Linked DNA regions of Homo sapiens: all the other regions are linked to region 1. Evidence: chromatin contacts called from ENCODE Hi-C or POLR2A ChIA-PET data. All regions are on one chromosome and are shown on one strand. The core of a region is the stretch at or near the end of the contact, and the rest is flanking DNA. Distances in the headings are between cores, read along the strand shown. Region 1 holds the start of FBXO38-DT (FBXO38 divergent transcript). Region 2 holds the start of YIPF5 (Yip1 domain family member 5). Region 3 overlaps KCTD16 (potassium channel tetramerization domain containing 16). Region 4 holds the start of ATOX1 (antioxidant 1 copper chaperone).

Region 1 (4,504 bases), core at 1,323-3,822:
GACTCTTATTCTTCTCTTGAATCTGGGCTGGCTTAGTGGCTTTTTTGACCTAACACGACGTGATGGAAGTCACTCCTGGGACTGCAGAGGCTACATTATATGAAGTTTTGTAGCTTCCTCCTGTTTTGCTTGGAACAGCTCCCTTTTTTCCCATTCTACCTCCAAGTGCTCCCTGTCAAAACCCAAACACCACGGTATAAGAAACCCAAATCAGAGGGAAAGCCCAAGTGTAGGCACTCTGATAAATAGCTCCAACTGAGCATCTAGAGATCAGCCAGCCTCAACTGCCATCAATATAACATCTATTAGAGGCTGACATTAACTACAGCCCCAGTTTGATATCTGACTGTAAATGCCAGAGACTGCAAGCTAGGACTGCCCAGCCTAACCCAGTTACCCTACAGAATCAGGGCAGATAAAATTTTTAGCCACTAAATTCTGGAGTGACTTGTTACGTAGGTACCATAATGTCTATTTTAAAGAAACCTGAACCTTAGAGCTGAAGTGATTGCCCATTGTCTCTCTGCCAGTAAGCAGAGGAACTCACAGTTAACCAAGTCTTTCTGGTTCTAAAGCCTGCATTGCTGACTACTAAATACACAACTTCTCAGTCAAAACAGCTACAATAGTTTTTTTTTTTCCTTTTTACCTTCAAAAAAAATCCTGTATTTGAATTCATAGTGGAGTTCTGCCATATACGCCAAGTCTAAGGGTAGTTAAGAATAGCCTTGATATGCATAGCACCTTCTGCAGTTGTGCACTGAACAGGCTCCATAGCCATATGAACCTGTCCTGAGCAAACTCCAACCACTATCCCTGACCAAAACTTCTCTTGAGTATTAGTCATCATTTTAACAAAGGGATTATCTGTTGTTTAGGTACCTAAGGAATTTCAAGGAAGAACACGGGCTGATACTAGAACTCATGGAAGAATGAAAAGAGATACTTTAGAATTTAATTAAAAAGTGGGGATTGAAAATTAAAACAACACAGCGGTTTAAGGTCATTTACTGTAGGGCAAACTTTCCTGCAGCGCTCAGGGACCCCATGATGGTGCCACTGTACAGGAGAAATACTAACTCAGGACCTTTTTAATGAAAACCTGTAACATCAAGGTACAAATAAATCCTAGAGATGAAGGGATACATATAACATGCTCTACCTGAAAATGTTAAAACTAGTTTTGATATCTTATTATATATAACACTCATAGCAGTGAGAAAATATCTTTAACATTTATTACAATGATTTGTGGTAGGAAATTTTCTAAACTTGAGGTAGGAAACCTTTCTTACTCATGAGTATTCATTTCAGGTCCCACTACAGTGCTTTTTACAAAAGGAGGAATGCTAATAAAATGAAAATCATATTCCATTGAATTAAAAATTCAGGCCAATTGTGCTGAAATAAATCTTACTGAATGCCTTCTAAATATGCCATGCCCTGCACTAGAAACTTTCGTAATTCCTATTTATTCTTCAGAATAACCTGGGAAACAGAAAAAGCTAAAGTCTGTTTCCTTTATTAAAGTTTGAATATGAAGAAACCGACAGAAGCAAATAGCATAAAAATTCATTTTTGTCTTCAATTACAGGAAGAATGTAACATGAAAGCTGAGATTACAATGAATAGTACATGAATATGATGAGGTTTTGTTTTGTTTGTCCTACCAGAGCTCCAAATAAAAACACAGATATATGGTTTGACATACGGAATGGGATAGCTAAAACTGTGACTGCCTAAGACAAGCTGAAACCTAAGGTGCCGAACCATATTGGGGAAAGAGGGGAAAAACCAGTAGGTCTGCTATCAATCAAGAAAAGAATAAGAAGAAATGGGATTCCCAAGCCTTCTTCAGCTTTTTCTTCTCCAGCAGAATAGCCTAGTCAATGCTACGTCTTGTCAAATTGTGTCTCACATGGCTTTAATGCACACTAACTTTCCTAAGAAGTATTTGTATCTATTTAAATCTAGGGATTTTAGCCCATATTAATTACATGTATATTAGGGCAAGAACACAGGATGTAAAAGGTAAAAATCTGAATTTCAGTCCATCTGCGAGACATTGTGAAAATCAATTACACTCTCTGAAGACAATTCCTTATCCATTAAACAACAGAAAAGGTGATTAAGTTGATCCTTGCCTACATGTCAGAGTCGTGTAGAGTTTTTAATGACACTCATGTGAAATTCCTTTGGACTGTAAAATACTATTACTTACGTGCAAAGATAATGTCCCGAAATCACAGAAGGGATGACTTAACATTAACATCTTTAACTGCGCCCCCGTCCTTCCTCTCAAAAAAAAAAAGTTCTCTATTTTTAGTTGAATGATTCTGGGAAAATCTCTATTGGAACCTATCGACTTCGCAAATGACAAAGGCGAGGTCCAGAGACTTATCCAAGACCCCAGAGTACCAGTGGAAATCAAGACCAAACCACACGGTGGAGACTGGTTCCGACGTATCAGACTCAGTGCTTCCGGCATGGCGCTTTAGTGTCAGGTGAAAGAACAGCAACCCGCCCCGCTTCTCCACCCCTGACAAGCCTTCCGAAATGCCACGCTGAACATGGCTGCCGCGCTTCGATGCTTCTTCACACACACAATATGGACACGGGTTTGAGGCTCCAGCCCCGGATGACAACACTCCGGAAATATGCGAGCGGCGGCGGAAGCGGAAGTGCCTCAGCGGTAGGGGCCGGGGAAGTGTCTGTAGCGTCCCTCCCTCTCAACCACAATAACAGGCGGAGGGTCGGCGTAGGTGAGGCGGCGGCTGAGTGGGCCTGGGGACCGGGAGCGGGGTGGCAAAGCCCGGAGTGCGTGCGGCAGGGCTGAGGTAGCTGGGTGGGGATTCTGGAACTTCCGACCGCTTAAGCTCGGCCTCTGGCCCCCTTGGGGCCTAGAGCTCCTTGAGAGATCAGGGGTTGAATTTGTAGTTCCTGGCCTTCTAGGCCGTGCTTGCGGGGGTTGCCTGCTTGTCTGAACCTGGCCCCAAAATCCAGCATAAAGAACTCTCTCTGGGCCCCAGTTTCCTCAATGAAATGGGTGAGGGTGTTGGACTGGACAGCTTCTGTGACTGTCTCCCACCCCGGGCGTCACGAATTTCATGATTTTAATGTTAAGTCGGTGTTTCGGCCAGTAAAGTGAAGGAGGTCTGTGTTCAGCGTAGTGAGGAGATGTCCCTGAGCAGGAAGCAGTGAACACATCTTTGGCTGCCACGCCTGAGTATCAGGAGCCCTGAATTCTAGTTTCACCCCTTCCACCTACACACCGTGTGACCTTGTCTAGGTCCATTAGCTTTTCTGTGCTGCAGTTTGCTTATCTGTGTTGGATGCCTTTGATGTCCGTGCCCTAGCTGTGGAAATCAGATTCTTAACTCCCTTTTCATGGAGTCTTTACAGACCTGAAAAGCATATTCTCCCTGCACTCTGCACACCCAGAATTTGACTAAGAGATGTCTACCGTGTTTCTTTGCAGACACCAAGCTGGCCAAGGGCAACTGGTCACTTAGGAAGGTTCCTGTGCAATGAGAAGCTCTGTCCAGAAAACTTTGTTTTATACACCTAAACCAGCAGTGTAAATCACTACAAAGTGAAAAACAGGAGACCTTGATTTTTGTTCCAAAGTTGCTATTAACTTGATGGTTTACTTTGGCCAAATCCCTTCCTCTCTCTGAACTTGAGATTTTTTTATCTGCTAAAGGAAGACGTTGGATTAGGTCACTGGTTTTTAATCCCCTTTCCCATTCCCCCAGCACAAGTGAAGGATAAAATAATAGTTCTATAAAGCCATGATTTTCCCAGGGAAGGAGGAGGTCCAGTCTGGAGGGTATGTATTACATAGGCATAGACTGAAAAAAATCCGCTTGTAATTTTTAACTTTCATTTTGAGAATTAACATTTTAGATTATCTGTAAGCCTTCTTTCCCCTCTTTAAAATATGTGATGCTGTAATTCTGATGTCCTCCTTGGGTAAAGAATGTAGAGTTTTGTGTGCCTCTTTGTTTAAATGGCTGTGTGCCCAGAGGTACACACTTTATATTTAGTCAAACAGATACTAATGCATAGCAGAGGAGAAAAAGGGACAACTAGATTCCAGTAAGATAGGGTGATATAGTGAAGTAAAATTGGTGGTATACTAAAATGAAATAAGGTGGTATAGTGAAATAAAATTAAAAAGGAGTTGAAGACCTGTATCCCTGCTTCACACTGGTACATCCTGCCTCTGTGACTTTGGACAAGCCATCTAACATCTCTAGGCCTCACTTTCCTTATCTGTAAAACGAAGGGTTGAGCTGGATGATTCCTAGGCCTTTTTCAGCACCATCATCCTGTTGGGGGGTTTTTGTTTTGTTTTGTTTGTGTGTGGTTTTTATCTGAGCAGTTTGGTTTATGTGGTGTGGTATTTCTTTAGACAAGAGAGGCTGTCCTGGTCAGTAGATACACAAGATAGTCTATGATGTCAATTAAGGTCTGTGAGGTCAAATTAAGTGATATGCAAGAT
Region 2 (4,504 bases), core at 1,119-3,618, 4.2 Mb before region 1:
ACAGGACAGAAAAGAAAAGAAAAGCAGAGGCAGATAAATCTCGTAGGCTGCAATCTAAATGGAATAGCTCTGTTGAGTTCTAATCATAAAAACCATTCGGATAAAAACAGGCCTGCATAGAGAGACAGGTTCTCCGAAGCTGTGTTGCTGCTTTAGGCAAGGATTTATTAGATGGACTCTGGCTCTCCTATACACAGAGCAATCACCAAAAATACATATTTAGGTAAATAAATGAATGGAAATACCTCAATACAAATTTTCCAACTCTGCCCATTAATTTATCAAAAGAGATAAATCCTCATTGGTATGTAATTAAGTAACAGAAAAGAGAAATGAATCACGGGGTATTTTGACATGCTCACTCCCATTGTTCAAATGTGTTAAGTTTTAGAGGGGAAAACAAAGCCTTAAAATATACCAAATTAAGCAGACTCAAAGAGACTATATGTTTTAGAAAGGATAGCCTAACCAAGACAGACACTATTACAGAGCCACAGTGAATTTGAATTTTGTTTTGTTTTTTAAATTCTTGGGCACTCTAATCCAAACACATTCCTGTATTGCATGTTTCTCACAAACTGACAGATACATAACCTTCCCCTGCCCTCATCGTGGAACAGTCTTTATGAGGTTTCAAATTCGGGATCCATGATGAACATCATTTAACACATGAATTGTCTGAAGTTATATATGCACATTTATTTGGGTGTTTGAGTGAATGCATGTATTTATGGGAAAGAGGCCCAGTTGTAATAGGATTCTCAAAGAGATCCAGAACCATCTAAAAAAGTTTAAGCAATCCTAGTATAGGAAGCTCCTTTATTTGACAGGAAGCTGATAAGATTATCTCTAGGGTCCTAAGAAACTAAGGAGATGATGTTTTAGGTGAGATTGCTAGAAAGCCTTCAGTTCATGTATTTTTGTCACAAACACCAGGTACTATAAAAAGATCATTTAAAAAAAAATGTTCAGAGGCTAACGGCTTTGAGTCAACCTCCTCAGTATGCAACTTATAACACGTGTGGCACTGACCATAAGGGTTTGAGAAGGAGGAGTAATAAAAATGATTATCAACTGCTGTATGAAAATCGCCTGATGATTCGTAATAAGGAGCTTACATCATTAAATAATGTCACTAAGCACTTTCAATTAGCACTGATAAAAGTCTCAGAGTTGGACTGATTTAACTACTAACAAAATACTTTAATTTTTCACTGGTCCTATGAACTAACAGCCTATCTCCTAGGTACCTGAAGCTCCCATCATCTTCTAAATACAGAAATACTGTTACTAGAAAACAGTTCTTCAAACAAGCTACTTTTCCATTCATGGTACACCTGAAGAGTTTGCAGAAGACACTCAACTCTTAAATAGAACAATACCTTCGAAGCCAAGCCAGTGTCACATATCTCTCTAGAGGAAGAAGATTATGCATGAAAGATCATACTCCTGATAAAGGACATGTTCACATATTGTTTTAGGCAGAACCAAATATTCTAAATATGTGTTTTCACTGCAATGTAGACTAAATTAATTGCCAAAGATGAAAAGTTACTTGCTATAGGGTCCTCCACTTCCTCCATAATCATAGGACTGCTGTGACTGATCATCGATGCTGTAACTTGTCTGGTAGAAATCCGTGTTTAAGTTTTCAAAGCCTGACATTGCAAATAATCTGTAATAAAAGAGAAATGGCAAATATTCCTTATGCCCAAGGTTCTACTGAATTCGTTCCTGGCAGTCTGCTTAAGCAAATAGAAACACAACAAATATTTTTTCAGTAATTCGGAGAGGGGATGGGGGCGGAAAGTACGCAGCATTTGAACGACGGTAGCGGAGAGAGAGTAAGAAAATGTATATTCTTTTAAGTTGCGGCCCAGTAAGACAACTCCACCTTAAAGAGCTGATATGCCTTCCATTAGGGGCGAGGTCGTGGGAGTTGTGGTTCCATAAGCGGTCTAAAATATCAATAACAACAAAGATGATTTTTCACCTTAGGACTGGGCTTTACAGCTGACAAGGCGACTGCTTCCTTGCAAAATAAGGCCTGCGGCCTGCCAGGAAAAAGTGCAGAATCTGGAAGGTCGCGCCTGAGGTGCAGGGGACCGCGTCAGGGCAAGGGCTTGAATGAGAGCGAGGGTCTGAGCGAAAGGACCAGGGCGCGGCGCCGAAAGACGGCAACAAGCCCATTTGCACGGGTGTGGAGAGAAGCTGAACACTGTGCCACGGGCCTGGGTCACTCACCAAACTCTGAGGCTGCGCTGGCGGCAAAGGCAGTAGCTTCACTAATCCCAAACAACCCCCAAACTCTGTTTCAGACCCTGAACCAGCCCCGTTGCTACGTGTCACAGGGCCAAAGAACGGCTTCCGGGGCACGCCCGCTCGCGCAGGCGTGTTAGCAGGTTGGGCACCGGTGGGCGGGAGGAGGAGACACGAGTATGGAGCTTGCGCAGTATCTACCCAACCTGCGGCTGGCCCGTGCCAAAGAGGAAAGTGCTTCCGGCAGCCTGGTTAGGGGTGGAACCAGGAAAGCGCAGGCGTAGCAATTGCTGCTTACTCGTAGGTAGGAGGAGGAGTTTCTCAGACCTAGGTGATGGAGGAAGACTGGGAGGCGCTAAAATGAGACAGACGGAGTCCCCTCTCCTGTCCACAAACTACAATGCCTACAATGCCTCGGTGTCAGCATTTACTGTGATTCAAGCACTGTGCTAAAGTGTTTGTATGTATTATTTAATCTTTACAACCTAATGAGATGGTTACCCTATTTCCCTTTTGTAAGTGAAGCTATTAAGTATTCATTCATTCTGTGCTAGCTGCTGGGGATACTGTGGTAAATATAAGCTAGGTGACATCTACCCACCTGGAGTTGGTGGTGGAGAGGGGTAATCGAACACATACAAATGCATGTGAAATTGCTACTAATATTCTTTAGTGTTCCATAATTCTTTGAAAGAGTAACATTCATCTGGGAAGAAGAGTCTGTAAAGCCACTATAAGAGGGTTATCAAAGGGTGAGTGGGAGTTAGAGAAGACCAGAAAAGAGAAGAAAGGGCAACGGGAAAGGAGGATAAGGGAAAATAGCCTGAATATTTTAGGCAAAGAGAACAATGTGTGCAAGATCTGGGAAGCATGGTCTGAGGAAAGATGAAAATCGAGCTCTGAACTTCAGCATTATTAACATTTTGAGTCAGGATGTTTCTTTATTGGGGGCTGCCCTGTGCATGATGCTTAGCAGTAGCATCCCTAATCTCTAGCCATTAGATGCCAGTACTCCCCCCAACCAACCACCACCACCATCACCACCAAGTTGTGACAGCTAAAAATCTCTCCAGACATTGCCAAATCCAAATGTCCTTGGGGGCGGTGGGGGCAACATTAGCTGAATTTGTCAACCACTCTTCTAAGTGGAACCTGAGTGACTGGAACAGCAAGTGAGGGGAGCCACATAGGAGTTGAGGCTGGAATAACAGGAAGGGGCCAGGAAATATCCTGTGGGATTTGTGTGTTGGTTCTAAAAGAAGTGAAGATTGTGAACTGATGAGTGATGTTTAAATTGTTTTCTTTTGAAAATGATTGCTTTGGCTCCTGTGTTAAATCACTTTCCCAAGATGGTGGAATCCCGAATATTGTGACTCGAAATAAGATGCTATTAACTAATGAGCAGAACTTTCTTCAGGGTTTATAGCAATAAAATTTATCATGAGCCACTGCATTATATTCTGGGATCAAAATCCTGAGGCCCTCACAAAAGAAGCCAGACCATTGTTGGGGACTAGTTTCCAAAGGAACAATAAAATTTCACTTAAAACTTTTCTCTCAACACCCCCCACCCCAATAAAACAAACAGAAAACGCACTCCCCTCCAAACAAAAATAGCAACAACAAAAGGATGTAAGACCCAACCAAAAAACCTAGGATTGTACTCTAGAGACCAACAGGCAGCTGCCCTTTGAGGTTTTTACCCATTAGCGAATTTATTTGTTTTATTTTTGTGGATACATCATAGTTGTACATATTTATGAGATAAATGTGACATTTTGATACAAGCATACAATGTGTAATAATGAAATCTGGGTAATTGAGATATATCTGTCGCCTCAGACATTTGTCATTGCTTTGTGTAGAGAAAATTATAAATCTACTCCTAGTTATTTTGAACTATACAATAAATTATTGTTAACTATAGCTACCCTATTTTGCCACTGAACACTAGATTTTTGTGCTTTCTAACTATATTTTTGAATTTCTGAAATTGCTCATTCAAGTGTTCACCACCTTTCATCAATCATTTTAGCATTTATTGGTTTAGGTATCATCTGCACAACTTCAGGTAGAATGACCACATATTATGATTTGCTGGAGACAATTCCATTGTCCCATTTTCTGCCTATTTTTACTTACCCTCAGCATAATTATTAATGTTGCTCCCTTTTACTCTCAAAAATATCCTAATTCAGTTGATAAACTTTGTGATTGTACTTTCTTTAAGCTACATTATCCATGA
Region 3 (4,504 bases), core at 799-3,298, 4.2 Mb before region 1:
TATTATAGCTCCTATCACTGCACTGGATTTATTTGTTTACGAGTCTGTCTCTCTTACTAGACTATGAGCAATTCCAAGGCAGAGTCCATGACTTATTTATCTCTGTACCTCAACCCAGTGTCTGGGTTAAGAGTGCAGGCTTTGGAGTCAGAGTGTCTGCACTCAAATCCACGTTCTGTACATTTGCGTAAGATCACTTGGGCTAGCTACTTGACTTATCTGAACCTTGGCTTCTCTCTCCTTCCGTTCTCTCTCTTTCTTACGATGCCTCACTTTCCTTTGTGCCTATAAGTGTCACACTAACAAAGCTTATTGTGAAGAATAAATGAAATAATGCTCAGCATAGTGACAGTCATGTAGTAGTGATTCAGTAATTGGTATCTATTATTATATCTATTAATATTACGATTGATTGTTGAATGAAAATTCCTTTCTTTACTATAGTTCACCTGACTGGAAAAAGCCTTTTTTAGCTTAAACTACTAAAGAACACACTTTTCCCCTACCTCTTTCCTTGTCCCCTCTGTCCCTTTGCTATTAATACCCCTCCCCAGTAACATAGTAATTAATATTCTATTTTATTTTTCTCCACTATATTTATTATCATCTGACATTCTATATGCTTATTCATTTATTGTCTAGAATGTGAGCTCTATGAAGGCAGGAGCTTCAGCTCTTTTGTGTTCATTGTGGAATCCCCATTGCCTATGGCAATGCCTAGCATGTGGAACATACTAAACAAACATTTACTGAATGAATGAGTGAATGGGCACTCACAGACACACACACACCACAACACACATAAAACATTCTCATTCTCTGCTGAAGGTGAGCCTCACTGATTGTCGTTAATGTGCGACATTCAATGTACACCATTCTTCACTTTGCCAAATGGGTAATAGAGCAGCTTTTATCTTTATTTCCCTTTCTTTCATGGCTGGGGGATAGAGGGAAAATATTTTTTAATACTGTTGTAAAAACGGAAATTCTTATTGCTTTAATGTCAAAGCCACACCTGTCAGTGGGGACATTGAATGGGAATCATTGGTGGAAGTCCTCCCTGATAAGTGAGCAAAGGGATGCTGGGGAGAGGGTAGATGAGTTCTGAGTTACTCTGTAGAAGTGGTGGTCGTTGAGAAACTTGTTTCTGTCATTTCTGCTCAAAAACTCACAATGACTACTTAGTGTTTACAGAATTAAGTTCAAACTCCTCCACTGTTCTTTCACTGGTGCCTTTTGCTCCAGCCAAACTGGATAATTGACTGTTCTTTTCCCAACTGCTGCTCCCCTCCATATACCCCCTGACACACTTACACACATATTTTTTCAACCACTTTTCCCTTCTACATAGAACCTTTAGCTTCTGTTTTCTAGGTTCCACCTGTCCTTCAAAGTGCAATAGCAACTCTGTCTAGTCATGATATTTCCTCTCATTCCTCTCATCCTCCCTCCCTAAGCCCTGAAGACAGCTGGCTGAGTTATCCTTCCTCAGATTTCTTTAAGAAATCTCACCTCCTCTTTGGGGGTGTTTACCAGCTTTTGCCTCCACTTATCTCTCTCTAGACTTGTCTGCTAAATTATCTCAACAGCCGAGACAGTTCCCTGTTTTTCTATGCATCTCAGGCTAACAGTGAGTGTTTGCGGCAGTGCTTCTGCATGGAGCTGCGTATTTCCATTTTTTTTTTTTTCAGCAGTACAAATAAACTTTAGGCCTTTTCTGATAACATGTTAAATATAAAGTATTTTTCTTATATGGTCAATACAAGTGAATTTCTTTCACCATTCATGCTGTAAAAGGCAGAATAATTAATAATGAAGGTAAATGTAGAGACAGGCTTGCATTTCTTGAGGCTACAGTGAGAAGGGATCAGTTTCTTATAGGGCTTGGCAGGGTATGTCAAGTTGGTGGACCAAAGGGGGCATCTCATTGCTGACTTTGGGAGCTTAAGACTTCACAAGTGGAAAGAAATTAGTAATTGAAATTGGGACTCAGTTGAGGATGCTGGGTAAGTGAACAGTGTTACTCAGGGTGACTTTCAGTTTCTCTTCTTCAAGGTTTCAGGTTGATGCAAGAGACTGTGATAACACTGCCCCCTTCTGTTACTCTAGATTGTTAATCCTGATGACGTCTCAAGTCGGCTTTGATGATCTTGACATGAATTTTTGATTTCTAAGAAATGCTTACTTAAGGCAGAAGAGAAAGGAAATCATATGTTCAATGTGATACACGATTTCATTCTATCAAGTTCTGCCTTTTTATAGTTTGCTTAATCATTACATTTTGTCATGAGGTTTCACTTAATTGCATTATAATGGGAGATTTTAGACCAGGGAACGAATAAAGCGAAGGATTGTAACAAAATCAATTAATTCATCTATTTATTTGTGTTCTAAGGGGTTACATGATTTCTTCTAGTTCCTAGAGCTTTCCTATTTCTTCCCTTGGAAGTTAAAGCAAGCCACTGGTTGAGGCACTGTGGCTTTTTCATTTATGACAGAACCTTTCAGATTTTAAGAGCAGTTGAAGAGCTGTGAATGCTGGTCCTTCACATATCAAAAACCAGCACCACTTTCTATGAATATCACTATTTTTGAAATGATTTATCTCAGAACTTTTGAATGTCTCTGTAACCATTTTTTTCCCTTTCCTTATCAGCCCATTTGTATGGAACTCTAAAGAAGGTGAGGCCAGATAGCAGAGAGCTTTGAATATACACCAAGGACTTTGGAGTTTATTCTATGAGCAGTGGTGAGCCAATTAAGATATCTGGGCAAATAATGGCATCTTTAGAAAGAGGACACTGTTAGCTTTGTGTCAAATGAACTGAGATGTAAAAACTTGAAAGGAGGAAGAACATTAACAGGTCCATATAGAAATACCACCACCTGTACCCCCAAAATCCTTGCTAGCTTTTCCTCATGTATTCTACTTCACTCTGGTCTGAGACATCATCATATATCACTAAATCCCTGTAAATTCTCCCCACTGATCTCCCTACAACTAATTTTGTTTCCCTGACAATCTGTTATCCCCATATCAGCCAAAGTCACCTTTTAAAAAGTAAGCAAACCAGAACATGTCACTTCTAACTTTAAATTCCCAATGACTTCCCATAACACATAGAATGAAATCTGTGGTTTGGTCCCTGCCTACTTCTCAGACCTGCACTCTCACCCTTGCTCATTGGGATCCAACTTGCTGGCTTTCTTGGTTCCTTGAACAAGCCGAGCTTAGTTTCACCTCAGACAGCTGAGCCTTTGCTGTTTCCATTCCACCTGCCTAGAGCACACTGTTCCCAGCATTTCACATAGCTGGCTCCCCTCCCCAGAGTCTCAGCCTGCAGTATCAATCCTCTTCTCCTTGCCCCAAACAAGATTTTTTAAATATTACCTATTCTATTTTATTCATAGCTCATTTCACTATATGAAATGATCTTGCTCATTTATTTGTTTATTTGTTTATGATCTGTGTGTCTGGCCTATAATGGAAGTTCCATGATGGCAAAGAGCTGGTCTACTTTATTCATTTCTGGATCCCCAACACATAGAGCTTATAGCTTAGTGTTGTGCCTGGCTCATGGCTCCATAATTATTTCTTAGTCAAATTTGGGTAAAAGGCAAAGAACAAAGGTACGACAAATGGAAGCGAAGAGAAGAGATATCTGAAAGAAGTATAGTAGAGAAAGTGGGTAGACTTAATTATTGAGTGTTGGGTGCCAATGGAAAGGGAGGGATCAGATGATGGATTTTCACTTGGACTGAGAAACCTGTGATGCTCTTAACACAGAAGGAGAACTTGGAGAAATGAAAAAGATGAGAGTGGAAAACAGATATTTAGCTTAGGACTCGAGTGTAAGGTGCTGGTAGATCTCTGTAAAAATGCCCAGCAGGTGTATGGAAGTTGAGAAGAAAGCAAGGCCAAGCATTTAGGTGTTACAGTCATTTGCATACAGTGAAGATGGTTCACCGAGACTGAATTAGTCAACAAGGGGGAATATTTAGGAAGAAAGAAGAGAACATTAAAAATGTGCAGACTTTCACTCAGATATCCTTGTATATAAAGCACCATGCTGGGACAAGTGACATCTAACAAATGAGGAACAAGCTCTGGAGCTTATGGGGCCAGAGATGGTGACACTGATAACTTGTCAAGTAGAAAATGTGTTATCCATGCGGGAAACATTACAACACTGCCGTATGGTGCTCTTTGACTTATCCAAACCACCTCTCAGTAGGAGGCTCTGCATCCTCAAGGGAGATTTATATGATTGCTCTGTTTCCTTCCCTTCACATCTGTAAGGGGTCCAGAGTAAGGATTGGTCAATGTTAGTGATGTGGCTCTACCCTGAGCTCTTGTGGAGCTAATAATTAGAACAGTTTGGGGAAGGAGAGAATTCATTTTTAAAAAGACACGAAGCAATGTGTTTGTAATAGCAAATGATACATTTGTTGAGCATTTACTATGGGCCAGTTAGTGCACTAAGCATTTAACATGCATTATTTA
Region 4 (4,504 bases), core at 771-3,270, 3.4 Mb after region 1:
TATAGGCACGGGCCACCACGTCTGGCTAATTTTTTGTATTTTTTGTAGAGCCAGGGTTTCATCATGTTGCCAAAGTTGGTCTCAAGCTCCTGCATTAAAGTGATCTGCCCGCCTGGGCCTCCCAAAGTGCTGGGATTACAGGCGTGAGCCACCATGCCCGGCCTCACCTGCCTATAGCTCTAGCCCACCTGTCCTACGTCTACACAGGAGCTACCATTTCTTGGGGACTAGATATATCAGTGGCTGTGTGACATATTTTACTGGCATTTTTCCAGTTAATACTAACAACAGTCCTGTGAGGTCAAAGTTTTTGTCCCTATCTTACAGATGAGGAAATCAAGGCAGTGAGATAAAGCAACTTGCCTGAGGTCACCCAGTTGGCAAGCTGGGGCACAGATTTTCAGAGGTTTCTGGGATTCCAAACCCTGTGCTCTCGGGCATTTGTCTGAGAAAACTCTCAGGTAACACACTCTTCCCCTTCCAGTATGTGTATATAGATATATTTTTTTCTTCCCTTTCCAGTTTTGAGGAAATCCCTTGACTAACACCCTCTTTCCTTCAGCTGTTATCTTGTGGTACATGGTGCCAAGTGCCCTCCTCATTCCCATCATCTGCTCCAGAGGGTTTTTTGTCAAAATCCCCAGAAGATACAGAATACAGTGATGATCAAGCTAGCCTTTTCCTCATTGCCACCCCCCACAAAAAATCCTGGTGGCCTTCACTCCCCAAGCCCCAGGGCAATTAATACTGTCTTCTACCATTGCCACAGGCTGACTTGCCCAACTGGTAGGGCTGATTCTATCAGATTCCTTATCCATACTTTGTTGTTGGAGGATTTGTCTCAAGGCACCTGGCAAGACCCACAGGAAATGACACCTGAGATGTCAGTGGCTCTGCCCAGGAGGCCTCAGGCTCACCTGCCAGCTCCCTAAAGACAGGATGCAAAGACACATGGCAACTGTGGGATACCTCTGGGTATCCACCTGGCCCAGAGCCATGAATTAGGCACCCTGAAGAAAATGCTAAACACCACATGACCCTAACCAAGATGCAACTGAGATCAGAGCATCTTCCCAAGCCGGTGTGACTGCTTTTGCCTGGCACCTCCCATGTGGTCAGGCCTGGAGAGATGGGGAGCCTAAGGATAAGGAGCTGAATCCTGGCTCTGCCAACTTCAACACGACCTGGAATAAGTTACTGGGCTTTTTATATTTTTATCTGCCAAAGGCCTCAATTCTTTATATAAAAAACGAGGCCACGAGCAACAATATATGTGATAAGACTGAGTGATCTGCAAAGGCAGGCTAAGACTGACTTCCCAGACACAGCCACTGAGCAACTGGTGACTGTGCGGGGGGGTTCCTGAACCTCTCTGGGGCTCATGGGTTCAGGCTGAGAAAGTGTCTCCATTCAGTGTCGCCCAGAGTTGATCTGAAAAGTAGGCCAGAGTGGGCAGGGAAATTAAGAAAAGCATGAACCTCTGAAAACCTGCCCGGTCCGTGAGGAAATAACCGGGTCCACTCCCTTGTCCAGAGCCTCCCCACCGCCCTCCTTCAGGCCAGCTCCGCGGGCAGGGCAGCCAGGAGGAAGGCTCAGGGACTAGGCGTCTCAGTTCCCGCTGGCCACCAACTCCCCCATCCCCTGCCCCCTCTCTGGTTCTGTTTCTCTGTGTACGCAGGGAAGGTGTGGGCTTGTCGCCCCTGGAGGCCTTCCAGCTCCGACGTTTTGAAGCCTGGCTCCCAGATTAAACTCCCTTCGGATCCCATTTTCTGAAGGGTCGCAAAAGCTGGGGGCTGGGTGGGGTAAGCTAGGGGACAACAGCGGCTCCGGCCGCCGCCTGAGCCCTTCAAGATCAGCATCCGGTCAAGCGGCTGTGCAGCCGAGAAGCAACCCGGGACTGCAAGTCTGCGTGGCGGGGACGGCGCAACCACTCACCGGCATGACTGAGGCAGCGGCGGTGTGGCGGCGGTGTGGCGGCGGTGTCAGCAGCGCCTCTCTGGATTCGGAGGGCGGGTTCGGCTGCGCTTCCGAGAGTGCGCACTAGAGGCCTGGTCCCGGAGGCCCCTCCCACTCCGGGCCCGGCCGCGAGGGAGGCTCCGCCCCCTCCAGTCCTGATCCCTGCCGGCCGCGCCGCCTCCTTTCTGCGGGCCGGGCCCGTGGTCACCCGGCCTGGACGGAGAGAGGAGGTGAGAGGGGCGCTGCGTTGGCCTCCATCGACTGTCGGCCTTTTTCAGAACGCCTACTTCGGGTCAAGCTTGTGTTAGGGAATGCCAGAGAAGGGCACCGCCTTGAACAGGACATCATCCATCCATCCCTAAAAGGACAGTTTCACTCATTTATTCACCGAGTCAATTTTTATTAAGCGCCAGCCAACGAGGACGCAGCGGTGGAAGAGCAGCAGCAGGAGGCTGCGAAGGACGCAGGCAGTGATAGTGCAGGGTTAGCAGAGCTGTTGTGACAGAGGAGGAAGGGCCCTGACTGCAGTGGGGTGGGGGCGGTTGTGGAAGAGAGGCGGCCTGGGGAGAAGGCAATAATCTGGACCTCGGTTAGCCTTTATCGCCCTGTTACAGGCTTTGTCTCTAAATACAGTCGCATTGGGGGTTAGGGTATCAACATAGGAATTTGCGGGGACACAATTCATGTCCATGTCAGAGTTCAGTCCCTAGCAGAGCCATACTGACTAGAGTTTTAATCTCAGCCCTATCATTTATTAGCCATGTGACCCTGGGCAGATGAACTTACCTCTCTAAGCCTCAATATCCTCACGTATAAGATGGGGACAGTTAAGGTCACTATACAATTTTTTATCTGAACCTTTTGCTAGAGAAAGGAGATGCTATTAATAATTTTGCCAGGACAACAGGCAAACACCATGACTGTTTCAGGCAAACAACGACACATGGTTCCCTCCAAGAAACCTACTTTGCAGTATTGTTGGAATACATGTAATGTGTGCAAACTTCTTAATACATTGCTTGGCACATGGTAGGCACCAAAAATATATATAAGTATTCTCTAATTGCTAGGCCCTCTGTTGGCCTCCCTGGCACTGGGTCTTCCGCTGCTCACAAAATACCCCTTAACCATTCATCCCCTACCCAACCTGCCAGGAATTCCCTAAAGATGGAAGGGAAGGGGGCGAGGAGGAGAGGGAAAGAGGGTACTGGCACATTAGGTCCTGTACGGGCAAGGCTTAGCATCTTGGTAGTCCTGGGTACAACTGTGCCCTGGGGCTAGGGATAGCTAGATTGCCATGAGGGAAGGCGGAGAGTGGACATGAGGGAAGGAAATCCTTCCCAAAGCAACAGTACACAGGGCGAACCACCCACGGCATGTTTTAGAGAATTAGGGGTATGGGTTGGGGGGATGGCTAAGCCTAGAGACAGCAATTTAAAGAGAAGACAGCTTTATAAAGATCTGTTAAAGATCACAAATAAAGACCTATTAAAGAGGAGAAGAAAATATGCCAGACTGTAGTTCCTGCATAAATATATACATACATTCCGTGTATTTACATTAAAATAAGCATGAAATGAACCACAGCCAATGTTACTAGAAGTTATCTTGGATAAGTGTAGGATTTGCAGGTGGAATCCCAATGTACCTACTGTTTAATTTTCAAATAACACAAAGTAGCGTACAGTGAAAAGTAGGTCTTCCTCCTACCCTGACCTCTCCTTCTTAAACAAAAGGCATAGTATACACAGTTTTGCATCCTGCTTTTCTCACTTTATAAAATATCTTAGAGATTATTCCTGGGCCAGATGCAGTGGCTCATACCTGTAATCGCATTGCTTTGAGAGGCCTAAGTGGGAGGATCACTTGAGCCCAGGAGTTTGAGACCAGACTAAGAAACATGGTGAAACCCTGGCTCTACAAAAAATACAAAAATTAGCCGGGTGTGGTGGCATATGCCTGTGGTCCCAGCTACTCAGGAGACTGAGGTGGGAGCATCACTTGAGCTCAGGAGGTCAAGGCTGCATTGAGCCATAAGTACACCACTGCACTCCAGCCTGGGTGACAGAATATGACCCTGTATTTAAAAAAAAAAAAAAAAAAAGATTATTCCTTAATAGTACATATCAACCCTTTTCTTTCTTAGCTTTTTTTTTTTTTTTCCCCGAGATGGAGTCTTGCTCTGTCGCCCAGGCTGGAGTGCAGTGACGTGATCTTGGCTCACTGCAACGTCCGCCTCCTGGGTTCAAGCAACTCTCCTGCCTCAGCCTCCCAAGTAGCTGGGATTATAGGCGCCCACCACCATGCCCGGCTAATTTTTGTATTTTTAGTATTTTTAGTAGAGACAGAGTTTCACCATGTTGGCCAGGCTGGTCTCGAATTCCTGACCTCGTGATCTGCCCACTTTGGCCTCCCAAAGTGCTGGGATTACAGGCAATGAGCCATCACTAAGCCAGTGAGCCTGGGAAATGGGCATATAGAATCCCTGCTTTCTGGCTGAAAGTGTTGTTGCAAGGATAGGAATGTGCACACTGTAGGCATGTATAGA

What was found. Hi-C counts contacts between places; a loop is a spot of excess contacts on that map. ChIA-PET counts read pairs that join two places held with the same protein, here RNA polymerase II (POLR2A). Pooled maps may share reads with other maps.
Region 2: a loop to region 1 is called in a map of B cell, with 19 times the contacts of the local background. The contact joins the promoter of YIPF5 here to the promoter of FBXO38-DT in region 1. A Hi-C loop is called at or near these places in 5 of 168 maps with a recorded cell type or tissue (B cell, CD4-positive, alpha-beta memory T cell, CD8-positive, alpha-beta T cell and 1 more) and 11 of 50 pooled maps.
Region 3: a loop to region 1 is called in a map of naive thymus-derived CD4-positive, alpha-beta T cell, with 15 times the contacts of the local background. The contact joins the enhancer-like site here to the promoter of FBXO38-DT in region 1. A Hi-C loop is called at or near these places in 2 of 168 maps with a recorded cell type or tissue (both naive thymus-derived CD4-positive, alpha-beta T cell) and 9 of 50 pooled maps. POLR2A ChIA-PET finds 5 or more read pairs at or near these places in 1 of 52 experiments (GM12878).
Region 4: a pooled map shows a loop between it and region 1 (7-fold over the local background). The contact joins the promoter of ATOX1 here to the promoter of FBXO38-DT in region 1. A Hi-C loop is called at or near these places in 6 of 50 pooled maps. POLR2A ChIA-PET finds 5 or more read pairs at or near these places in 2 of 52 experiments (T-cell and activated naive CD8-positive, alpha-beta T cell).

What each region holds. Positions count from the first base shown.
Region 1 is chr5:148,381,278-148,385,781 of GRCh38, forward strand. FBXO38-DT (FBXO38 divergent transcript) reads right to left here and starts at 2,573. Exons shown (of 5, transcript NR_105057.1): 1 at 2,222-2,573. It overlaps FBXO38 (F-box protein 38), which reads left to right and starts at 2,681. Exons shown (of 22, transcript NM_205836.3): 1 at 2,681-2,762. RefSeq lists an enhancer at 2,458-2,657.
Region 2 is chr5:144,168,291-144,172,794 of GRCh38, forward strand. YIPF5 (Yip1 domain family member 5) reads right to left here and starts at 2,369. Exons shown (of 6, transcript NM_030799.9): 1 at 2,245-2,369; 2 at 1,556-1,675. The coding sequence starts at 1,665. KCTD16 (potassium channel tetramerization domain containing 16) reads left to right here and starts at 2,583. Exons shown (of 4, transcript NM_020768.4): 1 at 2,583-2,719. RefSeq lists an enhancer at 2,231-2,510.
Region 3 is chr5:144,190,148-144,194,651 of GRCh38, forward strand. The region is part of intron 2 of KCTD16 (potassium channel tetramerization domain containing 16); the gene reads left to right. Among named protein-coding and RNA genes, the nearest start is that of KCTD16, 22 kb to the left of the region's middle. Within about 2 kb of position 2,049, at least 3 of the 41 ENCODE cell types and tissues checked have a DNase peak (open chromatin) inside an H3K27ac peak, as active enhancers do; they include GM12878, where a contact is called at or near this core.
Region 4 is chr5:151,756,611-151,761,114 of GRCh38, forward strand. ATOX1 (antioxidant 1 copper chaperone) reads right to left here and starts at 2,021. Exons shown (of 4, transcript NM_004045.4): 1 at 1,936-2,021. The coding sequence starts at 1,941. ATOX1-AS1 (ATOX1 antisense RNA 1) reads left to right here. Exons shown (of 4, transcript XR_007059008.1): 3 at 328-461; 4 at 1,679-1,750. RefSeq lists an enhancer at 1,060-1,189 and a silencer at 1,960-2,209.